Linked DNA regions of Homo sapiens: region 2 is linked to region 1. Evidence: read pairs that join two places in POLR2A ChIA-PET (ENCODE). Cell type or tissue: HepG2. All regions are shown on one strand.

What was found. ChIA-PET counts read pairs that join two places held together with the same protein. Peaks named below come from ENCODE experiments on the same cell type or tissue, not always from the same donor. Only the 100,000 strongest peaks of a DNase experiment are listed, where the experiment ranks them.
Region 2: POLR2A ChIA-PET joins it to region 1 with 18 read pairs; 14 of 35 experiments call an interaction of 5 or more read pairs at or near these places.

Annotation. Positions count from the first base shown.
Region 1 is chr17:76,668,016-76,676,015 of GRCh38, reverse strand. LOC105274304 (a long non-coding RNA gene) reads right to left here and starts at 4,088. Exons shown (of 1, transcript NR_130916.1): 1 at 2,358-4,088. It also overlaps a transcript of MXRA7 not described here. RefSeq lists enhancers at 4,257-4,316, 4,286-5,243. In HepG2, a CTCF peak has its summit at 4,899; DNase peaks (open chromatin) are centred at 3,445, 4,225 and 4,695; H3K4me3 peaks cover 2,636 bases.
Region 2 is chr17:76,593,885-76,601,884 of GRCh38, reverse strand. No RefSeq gene overlaps it. Among named protein-coding and RNA genes, the nearest start is that of ST6GALNAC2, 12 kb to the right of the region's middle. RefSeq lists enhancers at 1-127, 1-653 and a silencer at 504-798. In HepG2, CTCF peaks have their summits at 5,145 and 7,734; DNase peaks (open chromatin) are centred at 3,644, 4,278, 4,644 and 5,184.

The sequences.
Region 1 (8,000 bases):
AACTGAGTTAGGGAGGGTATGCTAACGACAGAACCTATGCAAGTTCTTAGAAATATTTTTTGTTTGCTGAAATAAAGCTCAATCAACACACTACCTTAAAAAAAAAGTGGAGCAGTGGCATTTCCATGCCTCATGCTCACCATCATGAGGTTAACTTCCCGCCGTCGCCTCTTGCCTGCCAGGGGTTTTTCGGGAGCCCCTCTCTGTTCCACTCTGATTCCTTTTGTTTCTTGCTGACCATTCACTCTCTGTGTCTGTTGTTGGATCCAAATACGAGTGTTTTTCTTTCTTTTTGTGGTCAGTGCTTTTTTCCTTCTTGAAATTGTTTTAATGTGTTTTGTCAAAAGCATTTAACCATGTTATGATTTAAGAATTCTCTGTTCACTTGAGGTCAGGAGTTCAAGACCAGCCTGGCCAATATGGCAAAACCCTGTCTCTACTACAAATACAAAAATTAGCCAGGCGTGGTAGCGCACGCCTGTAATCCCAGCTACTCAGGAGACTGAGGCAGGAGAATCGCTTGAACTCAGAAGGCGGAGGTTCCAGTGAGCCATCGCGCCACTGCACTCTAGCCTGGGTGACAGAGCAAGACTCTGTCTCAAAAAAAAAAAAAAAAAAAAAAAAAAATTATTTGTTCTGTCTCAGGTCTTAGGGACCCCTTACCTCAGCTAATGTCTCTGTCCCCTAAATGCACATCGGTGGGCAGGGCAAACCCGTAGGTGCCCTTATCCCTCCCAAGGCTGCACTGCAAAGCTCCTGTGTTTCCATTGCCCACTTTCTTCTCCCTCTCCTTTCTTTTCTGATTATACCAAACAGGAATGACTCGTGTACTTGAGTCAAAATCCTGATGGCATTGGGAAAAGTAAACTGAAGGAATTTTTGTACACTTGTACCAGCTAAGATGTTCTGACTGCAACGACAGAAAACTCCAGCTCAACTGGCTTAAACAAGAACAGGGCTCTCTCACGTGAGAAGCCAAGAGTTAGAACAACTCCAGGCCCAGAATGGTCGGAGCTCAAGCTGCAGTTCTCTTAGCTCAGTCTTCCTCGTACTGTGGGCTTTTATTGGAGACTAGCTCTCCTCATGGTGGCAAGATGGCTGCAGGAGTTCAGGTATCTCATCCAGAAGCAAGAAAAGGGCATGTCTTGCTTGCGTCTCTAGGCGTAAGGGAACTGGTCCAGATGTCCCCGCCCCACATCCCTTCAGATCCCAATTGGCCAGAATATGGCACGTGCCCATGTTTCAACCAATCATGGGCAAGGACATGGGACCAGCATGATTGGCCTAGACCCCTGGAGCCTGGGGCTGGGCCCAGCATCCCCTGAATACATGGCCATCTGGAGGAGAAGGTAACTGAATTTCACTGGGGATCTGTGATAAAAGGGAGCATGGGTGTTGGGGAGACACCTGTTCCAGTTGGGTTTCCTATGAGGTCCAGGACAGGGCTTGGTGGGCACTCGGAAGCCAGTGTCTGAAGTGCTCAGCATCCTCCTCTTCCTCGGTGGTGGGTGTCCACCGCCCAGGCCCCACCCCTGGCCTTGGACACTTCATGGAAACACTGCTGATTTGCTGTGGTGTTGGGTGGCTCCTATCTATTCCCCGTAAGTGCTGGCCTCTGTTGACACCATTTCTGCTACCTCATCTGAGATTGTTCTCATCAGCTCACAGAGATTCATTTCAGTGAATGAACCAAATCTAAGCTAAAAAGCATAAAGGAGGGCAGAAAGAAACAGCAGTGTGGGAGAAAGAGCGCAAACACCGAGAGAAAGATGTCTACCTGGCAGCCATGTCAGAGAATCACCAGTATGTATGTCACTGCCACCAAGAACCTAAGAGCCACAGAGGCCTACAGAAGCCAATCCCAATGGAACTCTCTCTGGGTGTGGGGGTTGAGAGAACCTAAAGCATTCAGCTGCACAGAGCCTCTTTCCAGCGATGGGAACCAGTCTCAAAGCCTTTACATCTCTCCCCTGCCCTCCATCACTGCTGAGAACCCTGCCCCAGGCTGGCCTGCCTACATGACACAAATAGCAGTGGACTGTCACTCATCAGTATCTGCAGTTCTGTTTACCAAAGCCTGCTTGCTAGAGACGTTTCAGGGCCTCCTTCCCTCAAAGCGTCCACTGTACCTCCATCTGGATACAATTAGCTGGCTCCCCACTTCCTGGACTGACGGTAACCACCTTTTCCAATGACCCTGAAGAAAACATGCAATCTAAGCTGCTTTAAGAGTAACCTACAACTGAGGACAAATTTTCTATCAACTCCCAGTACCCCTCTCTGCCGTGGCTGATTTGTTACTGGTTTTCCTTTTTTTTTTTTAATTTGAAAATGTAAGTAATTATACTAAGACCAGATCACTCTGAGATTGTTTTATTCTAATTTGTCCTAAGGACCTGCCTGTACTTAGAGCCTGATAGAAAGCCCAAGTTGATCTACTGGGCAGCTCTCTGGGCCTGGAAGGAAGAGCACACAACAAGACTTCAACAGTGAGCCTGGCTAGGTCCAGGCAGACCATGATTTCTGAAAGCAACAGTATAGTCCACATGGAATCAGGCTGCTGATGAACAGCAGCGAGAGGCTGCCTCTGAATCATATCTGCAGGGTCACCTGCGCCTGGTGGAGGCCCACAGTCATCCATTAGGCCCCAGTATCCTATGTGGGAGTATCCACGTCTAGTCTCTACTTCTCACTGCAGGAGAGGTGGCAGATGAGGAGGTTTCCTACTTTAAAGAAAGTAGAAGTTGTTTCCTTTCTTCCCTCCTCACAGCCTTGAGGGGGAGGTTGTGCCCAGCCTGACAGCAGCTGCCTTGCCCAAGATTACATCCTGTTCTGGGGGCAGCCCACCTCCAAACCAAGTCACTAGTGGGGTACAAAGGCCTGCCCTCTCTGCCAAAAGGCAGGTGCTGATGGACCATTCCAGTTCTAGAGTTCCCAAAGAGACGTCTTTTTGGAGAGCGGCAGGGTACCAGAAATCCTTCACTCAGGCTATAGCATGGCCACCAATTATAAGTAACTTGAGGCCCACCCAGCCAAACATGCCTTTCCGGGTCTAGTGCTGGGTTCCAGAACAGGAAGCCTGGCAGATTCCTACTGCCACAGATTCTTTTTACTATTATTATTGTCACCTTATTTTTCTTTTGGTGGAACCCCTCTAGGGCTTCCACCGGATTCTCCACCATTTACGCTATCAATTTTATCAGTTTTGGTTTTATCGTTTCAGTGCTTCTTTTTGCTAACGGTAGCAGCCAATATACATCATCTCTGGAGACAAATCACGCCATAGAAAATATTGTAGTTTTCCTCATTTTTCTTAACGCCACAGAGTCAGCTGGGCTGTAGTACCAGCCCGGATGTACCAGTTTACTCAGCCACTCCCCCTCTCATGGACATCTGCATGGTTTCCAGTCTTGCAAATTCATACAGTGCCACTACAAATAAAACCTTGCGCGTATGCTGTTTTCATATTTGTGCAAGTTTACTTTCAGAGTAGATTCTAGAGGTGGATTGCGGGTCAAAGGTAAATTTGCACTCCCTCCCAACAATGCAGGACAGATCAGGTTCCTGTATTGTCCTTAACAGCGTACCTCGCTTGTTAAACTTTTGGATTTTTGACAATCTGATGGATCAGAAGCCTTAGCTCAGTGAGGTTTTCGTTTGCATTCTTCTGATTATGAAAAAGGCTGAGCACCCACTTAAATGTTTAGGGGCCCCTTGCATTTTTTTTTCCTGTAAACTGTCCATTCATGTCTTGTCCCATTTTCTACTGAATACCATCCATTAAATCTCCGCTTTAGCTGAGTTGCGCACATTTCCGACGATCTTCGCGGTAATTTGGGCTCAGCGCGGTAGTTTTCCAACCCTGACCCTGCACGGGGAGGGGGTGCCTTAACTAAGGTAACGAAAAGGAATCTGGGTCATTCCAGGGAAAGCCTACTAAAATCAGGAGGCTTTGTGAGAGCCAAAATACTAACTTTCAAAAAAGCGAAAATACTCCCAAAACTCACCGGCAGCGGTTTTACTTAGGCGTTAATTTTAGCTACTGTGCCCGTTTTATCTACTGTAGGGACCAACGCACGGAGAAAACCACCCACCCGCGAAGTGAACCAATCACTGCCATAGCGCCGGTATCCCTCTGCGGCATTTCAGTGGTTCAAGCACCTGCCAATCTGCCGCGAAGCCAAAGGCCTTGATCCCCATTGGGTATCGCATCCTTCCATCTTCCCCACCTCAAGCCCGCCCCACGCCGAGGGTGGAAAGCCCCGGATGTCCGGCCACACTCAAGATCTATTTCCCTCAGTGATTGACAAAGGCCATCGTCCAATGAGAATGCGGCCCAGCCCGGCCTGGGATTACAGGCGTGAGCCACCGTGCCGGGCCTGGGGGAGCATTTCATGAGCTCCACGAACGGTCCTTGGGCACCAAGCTGGGCCCGGGAATACCAAGATGAGCTGAAACCAGTCCCTGCCCTCTGGGACACCTGTGTCTCCACCTTCCTCCCCCTGACGCTCCCAGGCTTGCCCTCGAGCAGCAGATTCAGAGGGTGGCCCAGGGTTTCAGGGGGTTTCAGACGGCGGTACTGCAGCTGGCGCCAAGACACACACACACACACACACACACACCCTTGCTTTTCACATTCCCTATTGTCCCAGGCCTAAGGTAAAACCAGCAGTTCCGTACACACCCAGCTTCACATCTCACCGTGGTGTCTGGTACTGGGCTGACAGTCACACCTTCCCTCACCTGTGCTTGCCCTTTCAAGTCCTGCCCCAGGCACCTCAGCTGGGCTTTACCAGAGCACGTAGAGTGCAGGCTGAGTGCGCGTGAAATGGGTTGGACTTACCACTCGGCTGAATGATCACATTCCTTTTCTGCACCCAGTCGTGGCCCCCTGCAGGCTCCACACCGCGGGGAGTGGCCCCACCAACCTGGACTCTTCGGGCCTGATGGCGGCCTGAGTCCTCTACAAGTGAAAATTCCTCAGACCACGGTTGCTGAACCGTGTTAAATAACTCAGTCTGCAATCAGCGTTTTTGAAAATCTCCCTTTTCTCATTCTTTTCAGTACTTTAATTACTTTTTGTGGCTCTTACTAAGATGGGACAGGCTATGCTCACAGGCTGTCAGACGCTCAGCTCCTTCAATGGTTTATCACATTCACCTCGGGACTGCCACAGGTGGTGTCTTTGGTTCTCTTTGTACTCAGCTTCAATGATACTGCAAGTTAAATTTCAGAAGAGGAGGCAGCTGGCAAGGGGAATAAAATTAAGAAAATTGTTCCAGGAAGAAAAGGTTCAATGAGAGAAATGGGAGAAAGGGGGCAAAGCACAGAGGATTCAGATTTGAATATTGAATGTTGTGAATTGGTCCATTTACTCTCAGACATTTATTGAGCCTGTCTTCATGCAAAACACTATGGTAGGTGACGTAATGCAGAACGAACTCCACTTGGTTTCTACTTGCAAGGCAAGGTGACAGGAAGTTTTGATAACTTTTTGGAGTGCATGCCAAGTGCCCTGCAGAGCACTGTGCTGTGTGCCTTGCAAATAAATGTTCTCATTAATCACTGCTCTATGAAGGCTGTAACATTCTTTTACAGATGAAGAAAACAAAACTCAAAACATTGAATAAGACTCAATAAATAAGCAAAAGATCTAAATAGACATTTTCCCAGAAAAGATACACAAATAACCTATAAGCACATGAAAAGATGCTCAACATGTCAATCAAATGCAAATCAAAAACTGCAACAACAAGACACCGCTTTACATCACGAGGATGGCTATAATAAAAAAGACAGATAATAACAAGTGGTGGGGAAGTGGAGGAATTGGAACCCTCACACACTCTTCATGGAAATGCAAAATGGTGCAGCTGCTTTGGAAAACTGGCAGTTTCTCCCAATATTAAAGTGATACCAAATGACGCAGCGATTCCGTTCTTAGGTGTATAACCGAAAGAATATGTACGTACTCTTAGGCATATGCCTATGAAAACATATGTCCACGTAAAAACTTGTACATGGATGCTTGGAGCAGCATTATTCATGATAGCCAAAAAGCGGAAATAATAGCTAAAAGGTGGTCAGGTGCAGTGGTTCACGCCTGTCATCCCAGCACTTTGGGAGGCCAAGGTGGGCAGATCACCTGAGGTAAGGAGTTCAAGACCAGCCTGGCCAACGTGATGAAACTCCTTCTCTACTAAAAAAATACAAAAATACAAAAATAAAAATAAAACTAGCTGGGCGTGATGGTATGCCCGTAATCCCAGCCACTGCAGAGACTGAAGCAGGAGAATCACTTGAACCCAGGAGGCAGAGGTTGCAGTGAGCCAAAATTGCGCCGCCGCACTCCAGCCTGGGTGACAGATGGAGGCTCTGTCTCAAAAAAAAAAAAGCTAAAAGGTGGAAAGAACATCCATCAACTGGATGCATGGATAAACAAAATGTGATCTATCCACATCACGGAATATTCAACAGTAACAAGGAATGAAGTACTGATACATTCTGCAACTTGGATGAACTCTGAAAACATCACGCTAAGTGACAGAAGTCAGACACAAAGACCACATAGTGTATGATTCCATTTACATGAAATGTCCAGGATAGCCAAATCTATAGAGACAGAAAGTAGATTTATGGTTGCCAGAGGCTGGGGGTGGGGAGGAGGGAAGAGAAGTGACTGCTGATGGGTACAGGGGTTTTTGGTGGGGGAGGACACGTAATGAAAATGTTCTAAAATGATTAGTGATGGTTGCACAACTCTGAATGTACAAAAAGCCATTGAATTGTATGCTTTAAATAGATGAATTGTATGGTATGTTAATTATATCTCAATAAAGCATGTATATACCTATGTATATATATATAGCATTGAAGATAAAAGATCCCAGTCAGAATGGCACCATGAGCACATATTGTGGTCTCTCCTTGGGACTTTTTGTTTTTGTTTTGAAATAGAGTCTCGCTCTGTCACCCAGGCTGGAGTGCAGTGGTGTGATCTCCCCTCACTGCAACCTCCGCCTCCCGGGTTCAAGCGATTCTCCAGCCTCAGCCTCCTTGGTAGCTGGGATTACAGGCACGTGCCACCACACCCGGCTAATTTTTGTATTTTTTGTAGAGACAGGGTTTCACTGTGTTGGCCAGGCTGGTCTCAAACTCCTGACCTCAAGTGATCCTTCTGCCTTCACCTCCCAAAGTGCTAGGATTACAGGCATGAGTCATCATACCCAGCCCCCTTTGGCCTTTTGAGAGGAATTTTATTTATTTTTTCATTTGTAACCATTAGAGAAAAGAAAGTATAATGATACCAACTAATGTTTATTGTTCGCTGTGTCTAGCTCTGGGATAAAAACTTTTATGTTCTTTTTTTTTTTTTGAGATGAAGTCTCTCTCTGTCGCCCAGGCTGGAGTGCAGTGGTGCAATCTTGGCTCACTGCAACCTCTGCCTTCCAGGATTCAAACAATTTTCATGCATCCTCTTCCCAAATAGCTGGGATTACAGGCATGCCTGGCTAATTTTTGTATTTTTAGTAGAAACAGGGTTTCACCATGTTGGCCAGGCTGGTCTCGAACTCCTGCCCTCAAGTGATCTGTCCACCTCTGCCTCCCAAAGTGTTGGGATTACAGGCGTGAGCCACAGCGCCCAGCTTAGAACTTTATGTTCTATGCAATTTAGTCCTTGTGAGAAACATGATACGTGGCAGGTTGAGTCTCCAGGAAGCCAATGGAGGTGGAGGTCGGCACGTAAGAGGTTTGTTAGGGGTGCTCCCAGGTCAAGACCTGCAGGAGGAGGAGGAAAGGGAGAGGACTCAGCGCAGGGAGGAGGGAGAGCTGTGATGCAGTCTCAGTAGAGGCTGAGCAGACACTGTGGGGAGTAGTTGTGAAGCTACTCTCCCCAGTGAAGTAGCACCCCCACCCCCATACATGATGACAGTGGAGGCTTTTTGACGGCAGCAGCACTCCAAGAACTGGGGGAAAGATCCTTAAAGATCCTTCATTCC
Region 2 (8,000 bases), 74 kb after region 1:
GGCACCATGAAAGCTTAGAAATGCCATGGCAACGTTCAGAAGTTACCTTATATGGTCTAAAAGGGGGAGGAAACCTCATTTCCAAAAAATCCCCACCCGTTTCCTGGAAAACATAATAATCCACTCCTCGTTTAGCATATGATCAAGAGATAACCATAAAAATAGCCACCCACTGGGAGGCGGAGGCGGGTGGATCACAAGGTCAGGAGATTGAGACCATCCAGGCTAACACCATGAAACCCCATCTCTACTAAAAATAAAAATAAATAAAAAAAATAGCCACCCAGCAGCTCTTGGGGCTGCTCTGCCTATGGAATAGCTATTCTTTTGTTTCTTTACTTCTCTAACAAACTTGCTTTCACTTTACTCTGGACTCACCCTAAATTCTTTATTGCATGAGATCCCAGAACCCTCTCTTGGGGTCTGGATTGGGACCCCTTTCTGGTGATAGTAATGGAAAGTCTAAAGTGTACTCAGAGGATAGTGTTGCATTCATGCTGGTCTCCATGGCAGTCCTCACATGTCCTGTTGACTGTATGTATTTATTTTTGAGAGAGGGTCTCACCCCATCACCCAGGCTGGAGTGCAGTGGCGCTATTGCAGCTCTCTGCAGCCTTGAACTCCCAGGCTCAAACGATCCTCCCACCTTAGCTTCCTGCATATGTGCCACCACACCCAGTTAACTTTTTTTCTCTCTTTTTGGTAGAGACAGGGTCTCACGATGTCGCCTAGGCTTGTCTCGAACTCTTGGGCTCAAGCGATCGGCCCACCTCGGCCTCCCAAAGTACTGGGATTACAGGCATAAGTCACTATTCCCTGCTTTGACTGGTATTTAAAGGAAAGCTTAAAGTCAAACATTGTGTTCACAGAAGGAGAAAAGTACACTGTACCAAGCTTGAGGATTTATACTTATCTACAAAATTGTTTGCAAATCGGTTTATACAAAAATGTGGCATTTTCTGGATTATCACATACTGGGTGGGCACAAAGAATAGTTCTGTGTTGGCACTGGGGAACAGGGAACTAGAGGCCTGACCCCGACCCCCTTCACATACACAAACACACACACACACTCACACACACACACTCACGCACACACCAGCTTCCTCAGAATCTCAAGGCAGGTTGGGTGTGGTGGCTTATGCCTGTATCCTAGTATTTTGGGAGGCCAAGGCAAACGGATTCCTTGAGCTCAGGAGTTCAAGACCAGTCTGGGCAACATGGCAAAACCCCATCTCTACTAAAAGTACAAAAATTAGCCAGGTGTGGTGGTGCGCATCTATAGTCCTAGCTACTCAGGAGGCTGAGGTGGAAGGATAGCTTGAGCCCAGGAGTTCAAGACTGCAGTGAGCCATGATCACGGCGCCACTGTACTCCAAGCTGGGTGACAGAGTAAGACCCTGTCCCCCCAGCCCCACCTAAAAAAAAACTCAAGGCAAATAGCACACCCAAGGTGATGCACGATATGGTGTCTACCCTTAGCTGAGCGCGAGGGCAGGAAGAAACAGGGTCTGCACGCCCTGCCATTTTGCACAGACACAGCACTCCTGAGCGTAGGAGGAGATGAAAGACAAACTCTTGACACAGCCAACCCCAGGCATGGGTGGAGAATTCCTCTCTTACAGATTCATCGGACTCGTCTAACCTTGCTCGTTGCTTCGGGGGTATTAGAAAACAGCAATGAGTATCATTGTCTCAGAGTCAGGGGCTAGTGAAATCAGGACCATGTCAGGCGATACAATTTGGGTACAGAAGAGAGGCTTGGCAAGAAAGGGGTTTGGGCCAAGGGAATAGGTAGGTTTCTCACTTAGGCAGACACCATTTAGACAACCAGAGCAGAATCATTCATCACAGTGCTTAGCTGGGCGTGGAGACACACATCACTTCTGGCTGGGGGCATTTGTGAATGTATAAATATACCCACGCGTCTCACAAGAAACTTGTCCTCTTGCCAAATTGTTCTCCAGCTTCTCATGTTAGAAACAAGAGAGAGTCCAATGTTAGGTTAATTCTCTTTCCCTTCTACGGAAATGCGTTTGCCCTTGGAAGCTTGCAACACTTCCTTTTTTTTTTTTTTTTTGAAATGAAATTTCCCTCTTGTCACCCAGGCTAGAGTACATTGGGCCAATCTCAGCTCACTGCAACCTCCACCTCCCGGGTTCAAGCGATTCTCCTGCCTCAGTCTCCCAAGTAGCTGGGATTATAGGTGTCTGCCACCATGCCCAGCTAATTTTTATATTTTTAGTAGAGAAGGGGTTTCGCCATGTTGGTCAGGCTGGTCTTGAACTCCTGACCTCAGGTGATCCGCCCACCTTGGCCTCCCAAAGTGCTGGGATTACAGGCATGAGCCACCGCACCCGGCCCAAGGATGCTTATTATTATTATTATTATTATTATTATTGAGATAGAATCTTGCTCTGTCACCCAGGCTGGAGTGCAATGGTGCGATCTCAGCTCACTGCAACCTCTGCCTCCCGGGTTCAAGTGATTCTCCTGCCTCACACTCCTGAGTAGCTAGGATTACGGTGCGCACCACCACACCCAACTAATTTTTGTATTTTTAGTACAGACGAGTTTTCACCATGTTGGCCAGGCTGGTCTCAAACTCCTGACCTCAGGTGATCGGCCTGCCTTGGCCTCCCAAAGTGCTGGGATTACAGGCGTGAGCCATTGCGCCCGGCAAGGACACTTATAATTGTTTGATTAAAGTTCCCACCTGGTCCTTTCCTCATTCTCCTTCAGTAGGAGACAGTTCTGGGTGTCTCCTTTCCTTTGGTCTCCCTTCCTCTGGTTGTGCAGTCCTCCCAAATTAGCCATTCTCTTTTAACCTGCTTACAGCTTTGTATTTGCCCAGCAACCAGGTCCAGCATCTAGAGTTTTTCAAGAAGTATGTGATGGCCAGGCACGGGAGCTCATGCCTGTAATCTCTTTGGGTGTCTGAGGCAGACAGATCGCTTGAGCCCAGGAGTTTGAGACCAGCCTGGGCAACATGGCGAAACCCTATCTGCACAAAAAAATACAAAAAACTAGCTGAGTGTAGTGGTGCATACCTTAGTCCCAGCTACTCAGGAGGCTGAGGCAGGTGGATGATTGAGCCTGGGAGGTCAGTGAGCTGGGATGGCACCGCTGCACTCCAGCCTGGGCGACAGAGTAAGAGCTTGCTTCAGAAAAAACAAAAAACAAAAAAAAAAAACAAAACAGAGAAGTGATATAAGAAATAACAGCTTCCATCTTTGTGGGTAAGGGATGAACAAACAGCACATCATGAGGCACCTGTTGGAGCCCAGGAAGAAAATGTCACCACTCCTGGGGCTCCCCAGGTGTAAGCAGCAGCTCTACCCTAAAGACAGGGCCCAAGAACAACTTCACTACCTGTGAAGCTGCCCTCCAAGTCTTCCAAAATCTGAAGGTTTAAAAGAATGACCATGTATTTGCTTATGATTTTACAGATCAGCAATTTGTGCTGGGATCAGCTTCCTTCTGCTCTGGCTTGGGGTTACCCATGCAGCTGCCGACATTCTGCAGGTGGGTAAACAGACTCAGCCTCTTGTTAGGAGGAGTGACAAAGTCACATTGCAAAGGGCTGTGCATTCAATGCCATCTTTGTCAGCAATCCAACACATCTGGTGACACCAGATTTGCAGGCAGAGTCCAGCTCTTCCCCTGTCCAATGCCTGGCAGTGTAGTTCTTCCTCCACAAAGAGCCCAGTCTTTCTCAAGGCCTAGGTCTGTCCCCAACACATCACTTTTCAGTCTGTTCAGGACTGTATCAGCCAACGTTTGTATAGTGCTTCCTGTTTCCAGAACTGTTGCAAGCACATTTAATGAGCACAGCAATCCTCTTGAAGTTGGTACTATCATCATTTCTGTGCTATAGATGAGGAAACTGACGCATAGAGAGTCTAAGTAATTTCCCCTGGGTTCACACGGTTAACAAATAGAGCTGAGATTGTTGGGCTTTGGAGTCCCCTCTCTTAAGTGCTCTACTGCCGTTTGGAGTGTGTGAAGCTCAGAGATGTTCGAAGTGTCCTCTTCCTTGGCATTCCTCCCCACTTCCTTTTTTTATTCCAAGGGAACCCAGCTACGGGATTCTCGGGGAACAGTGGCTGGAGCAGATGTCCCTGACTCTGTCTGTCCCCACAACTGCCTCTCTGAAGTAAGACAGCAGCCAGGGAGGCAATCACACAGGACTTGGCAAGTACATCTGAGATCCAGGGCTCCCTGGGGAAAGGAGCAGGTGAGGACTTGCTTTGTTTTGGTGCTGAGGTGAGAGATTGTCACTAGGGACCAGCAGCAAAAAGGAGAGCTTGCCTGGTCTTGCATTCTGGGGGAAAGTGCAGCCTCTGGGAGTTTCCCAAGAGGACTCAGCCAGAGTAGATTGGAGGCTGGGGAGGCATGCACAGTTTCAGAGTACCAGCTGGAGGTCACTGGGTGGCACTGCCCTCACCACACACCCACGCCTACACACACATAAAGTCTCAGTTACGTCCTCTGTTTCTTAATCCAGTTCTGAGTGCTTTCATAAGGTATAAAGTTGACTTCAAATAAGTGGTCATGTGACCAGGCAGTGAGACTACATCCAAGATCTTGCTGCTGGAACTGTCCATTTGGGACAACGCCATTGTATTGCTGCCACCAGGGATCTGCCACCAGCCCAGTGGACTCTTGATCTATCCATGCACAGTTGTAAGAAACTCTGTTTATCTTGGCCAGGCGCGGTGGCTCACGCCTGTAATCCCAGCACTTTGGGAGGCCAAGGCGGGCGGATCACGAGGTCAGGAGATCGAGACCATCCTGGCTAACACAGTGAAACCCCATCTCTACTAAAAATACAAAAAATTAGCCAGATGTGGTGGTGGGCGCCTGTAGTCCCAGCTACTTGGGAGGCTGAGGCAGGAGAATGGCGTGAACCCGGGAGGCGGAGCTTGCAGTGAGCCGAGATCGTGCCAGTGCACTCCAGCCTGGGTGACAGAGCGAGACTCCGTCTCAACAACAACGACAAAAAGAAACTCTGTTTTATCTCTGCATCTCTGTATCAATCTCTCAATATTCAAAGTCCCAGGAGCACCCAGGTGGCGGACTCTGCCCTGTGCTTGTGTTCTGGCTGCCATGAGCAGGGAGAGGGCCATCTGTCCTTCAGCTTCCCTGGCAGGAGAGGGACCCTTCCCTCTATGTATTCAACAATTGCAAACATCATAATGTTGTGCAACGGTCACCACTGTCCATCTCCAGAACTCTTTCATCATGGATAACAGAAACTTTGTACTCATTAAACACTAGGCTAGGCACTGTAGCTCATGCCTATAATCCCAGTACTTTGGGAAGCCGAGGCAGGTGGATCGCTTGAGCCCAGGAGTTCGAGACCAGCCCGGCCAACATGGCGAAACCCTGTCTCTACTAAAAATCCATAAAAATTAGCCAGGCATGGTGGTGTGTGCCTGTGGTCCCAGCTACTCCTTGGGAGGCTGAGGTGGGAGGATCACTTGAGCCTGGGAGGTTGAGGCTACAGTGAGCTGTGGTTGTACCCTTGCATTCCAGCCTACAGAACAACAGAGCAAGACTCCATCACTAAAAAATAAATAAATAAATAATTTTTTTGTTTTGAGGTGGAGTCTCGCTCTGTTACTCAGGCTGGAGTGCAGTGGCGCAATCTTGGCTCACTGCAACCTCCACCTCCCTGGTTCAAGCAATTCTCCTGCCTCAACCCCCTGAGTAGCTGGGATTACAGGCACGCGCCACCACACCCAGCTAATTTTTGTATTTTTAGTAGAGACGGGGTTTCACCATGTTGCTCAGGCTGGTCTCGAACTCCTGACCTCGTGATCCGCCCGCCTCAGCCTCCCAAAGTGCTGGGATTACAGGCGTGAGCCACTGCTCCCGGCCAAAAATACATAAATTTAAAAGTGAATTTAGCAAAATCTCAATACACAGGTAATTAAACAAACCATTGCATTTCTATATGTCAGCAATGAAAAAATAAAGAAATGAAATTTTAAAAACAAGGTTGTTTACAATAACATCAAAAAGCACCAAACAGAGGGCGGGTGCAGGCTCGGAATCGTTCCCATGGCCTCCCCGGTTGGAGCCCGGCGAGCCGCGCGCAGAGGAAGGTAGAATTAGAAGATCATGTGACGTTGGAGTAGGGGGATTTATCTTGGTGACTTTGGGATGCTGGTTTCACTGGAGGTATAATTATGCAAAGCAAAGAATCCAGGAAAGAATTGCCAGAGAAGGAATGAAAACTAAGATCTATGAAAGTACTCACCTTGAGCCTGAAAGAAAAGAAACCAACAGCAACAGCGGCAATCGAACAATCTTTTTTTTTTTTTTTTTGAGACAGAGTCTCCCTCAGTCGCCCAGGCTGGAGTGCAGTGGCTCGATCTCCGCTCACTGCAAGCTCCGCCTCCTGGGTTCACACCATTCTCCTGCCTCAGCCTCCCGAGTAGCTGGGACTACAGGCACCCGCCAACACGCCCGGCTAATTTTTTGTATATTTTAGTAGAGACTGGGTTTCACTGTGTTAGCCAGGATGGTCTCGATCTCCTGACCTCGTGATCCGCCCACCTCGGCCTCCCAGAGTGCTGGGATTACAGGCATGAGCCACCGCACCCGGCCAATCGAACAATCTTGAGCATAGAGAACCAGACCCCCTGAAGTCAGCATGAACAAAGCTAAGATCAACCACATAAGACATTTTCTGTACAATAAGTTCTTAATCAGTAAATAAAGTATGTTTAAGTTGAAAAAAAAAAGGACCAAACGCCTAGGTATACATTTACGGAAAAATGAGCACAATTGCATACTGAAAACTATGAAATATTATTGAGAAATTAACCCAAATACATGGAACTATATATAATGTTTCTGGATATCCCATTTACTCACATTAACCTATAATGTGATCCCAACCAAATCCCAAGAGGATTCTTGTAGAAATAACAAGCTGATTCTAAAACATTTGGAAATGCAAAAGGCCAAGAATAGCCAAGGCAATACTGAAGAAATCCCACAAAGCTAGAGGGCTTACATCACACATATCTAGATGTTTACGTAGCTAAAGTAATTAAGGCAATGTGGTATTGCCACGAAGATAGACTGACCCAAGGAAAGCAGTAGCGTCCAGACAAGATGAAGAAAACTAAGAGAATTGTCCCCAGAAGAACTGCCCTGAAAGAATAACTAAAGGAAGCTCTTCAAACAAGAAGGAAATGATAAAAGAAGAAAACATGGAACATGGGGAATAAAGAAAACAATGGAGCCGGGCACGGTGGCTCACGCCTGTAATCCCAGAACTTTAGGAGGCCAAGGCGGTGGATCACTTGAGGCCAAGAGTTTGAGACCAGCCTGGCCAACGTGGTGAAACCCCATCTCTACTAAAAATACAAAAATTATCCGGGTGTGGTGATGCGCACCTGTAATCCCAGCTACTCGGAAGGTTGAGGTGGGAGAATCGCTTGAACCCAGGAGGCAGAGGTTGCAGTGAGCTGAGATCATGCCACTGCACACCAGCCTGGGTGACAGAGTGAGACTCTGTCTCAAAAAACAAACAAACAAGAAACAAAAACAGAATGCTAAAAGCAAAATAATCCACAGGAAGGCAGGAGAAAAAGGTGATGGTGGGGCAGGTGGAGGGTGGAGGGAAGAAACAGCAAGCCAGGCAAAGAGGAATGCAGGAACAAGAATGGGGCGAGACAGCAACATGCACGTGTGGGGCCTACAAGACAGTAGGTGATGCTGTTGCAGAAAATATAACGCAGGAATCTTACTAGAGCAGCAGGCGAGGTCCAGCTCATTGGGAGCCCTGAATGAGAGGCATCAGAGCTTGGGCTTATTTTCTAGATGCTGGGCCTGAGGATAAAATTCAACTTGTGAATTCCCTGAGAGAATATTGTTTTTCAAAATTGGTAGTCCCCAGCTACTCTCCTGCTATTTCATCTATGCAGAGTCAGCCACTTTCAAATCTTCCAGCTGAGCCTTTGGCATTTACCTCCATACTTCGA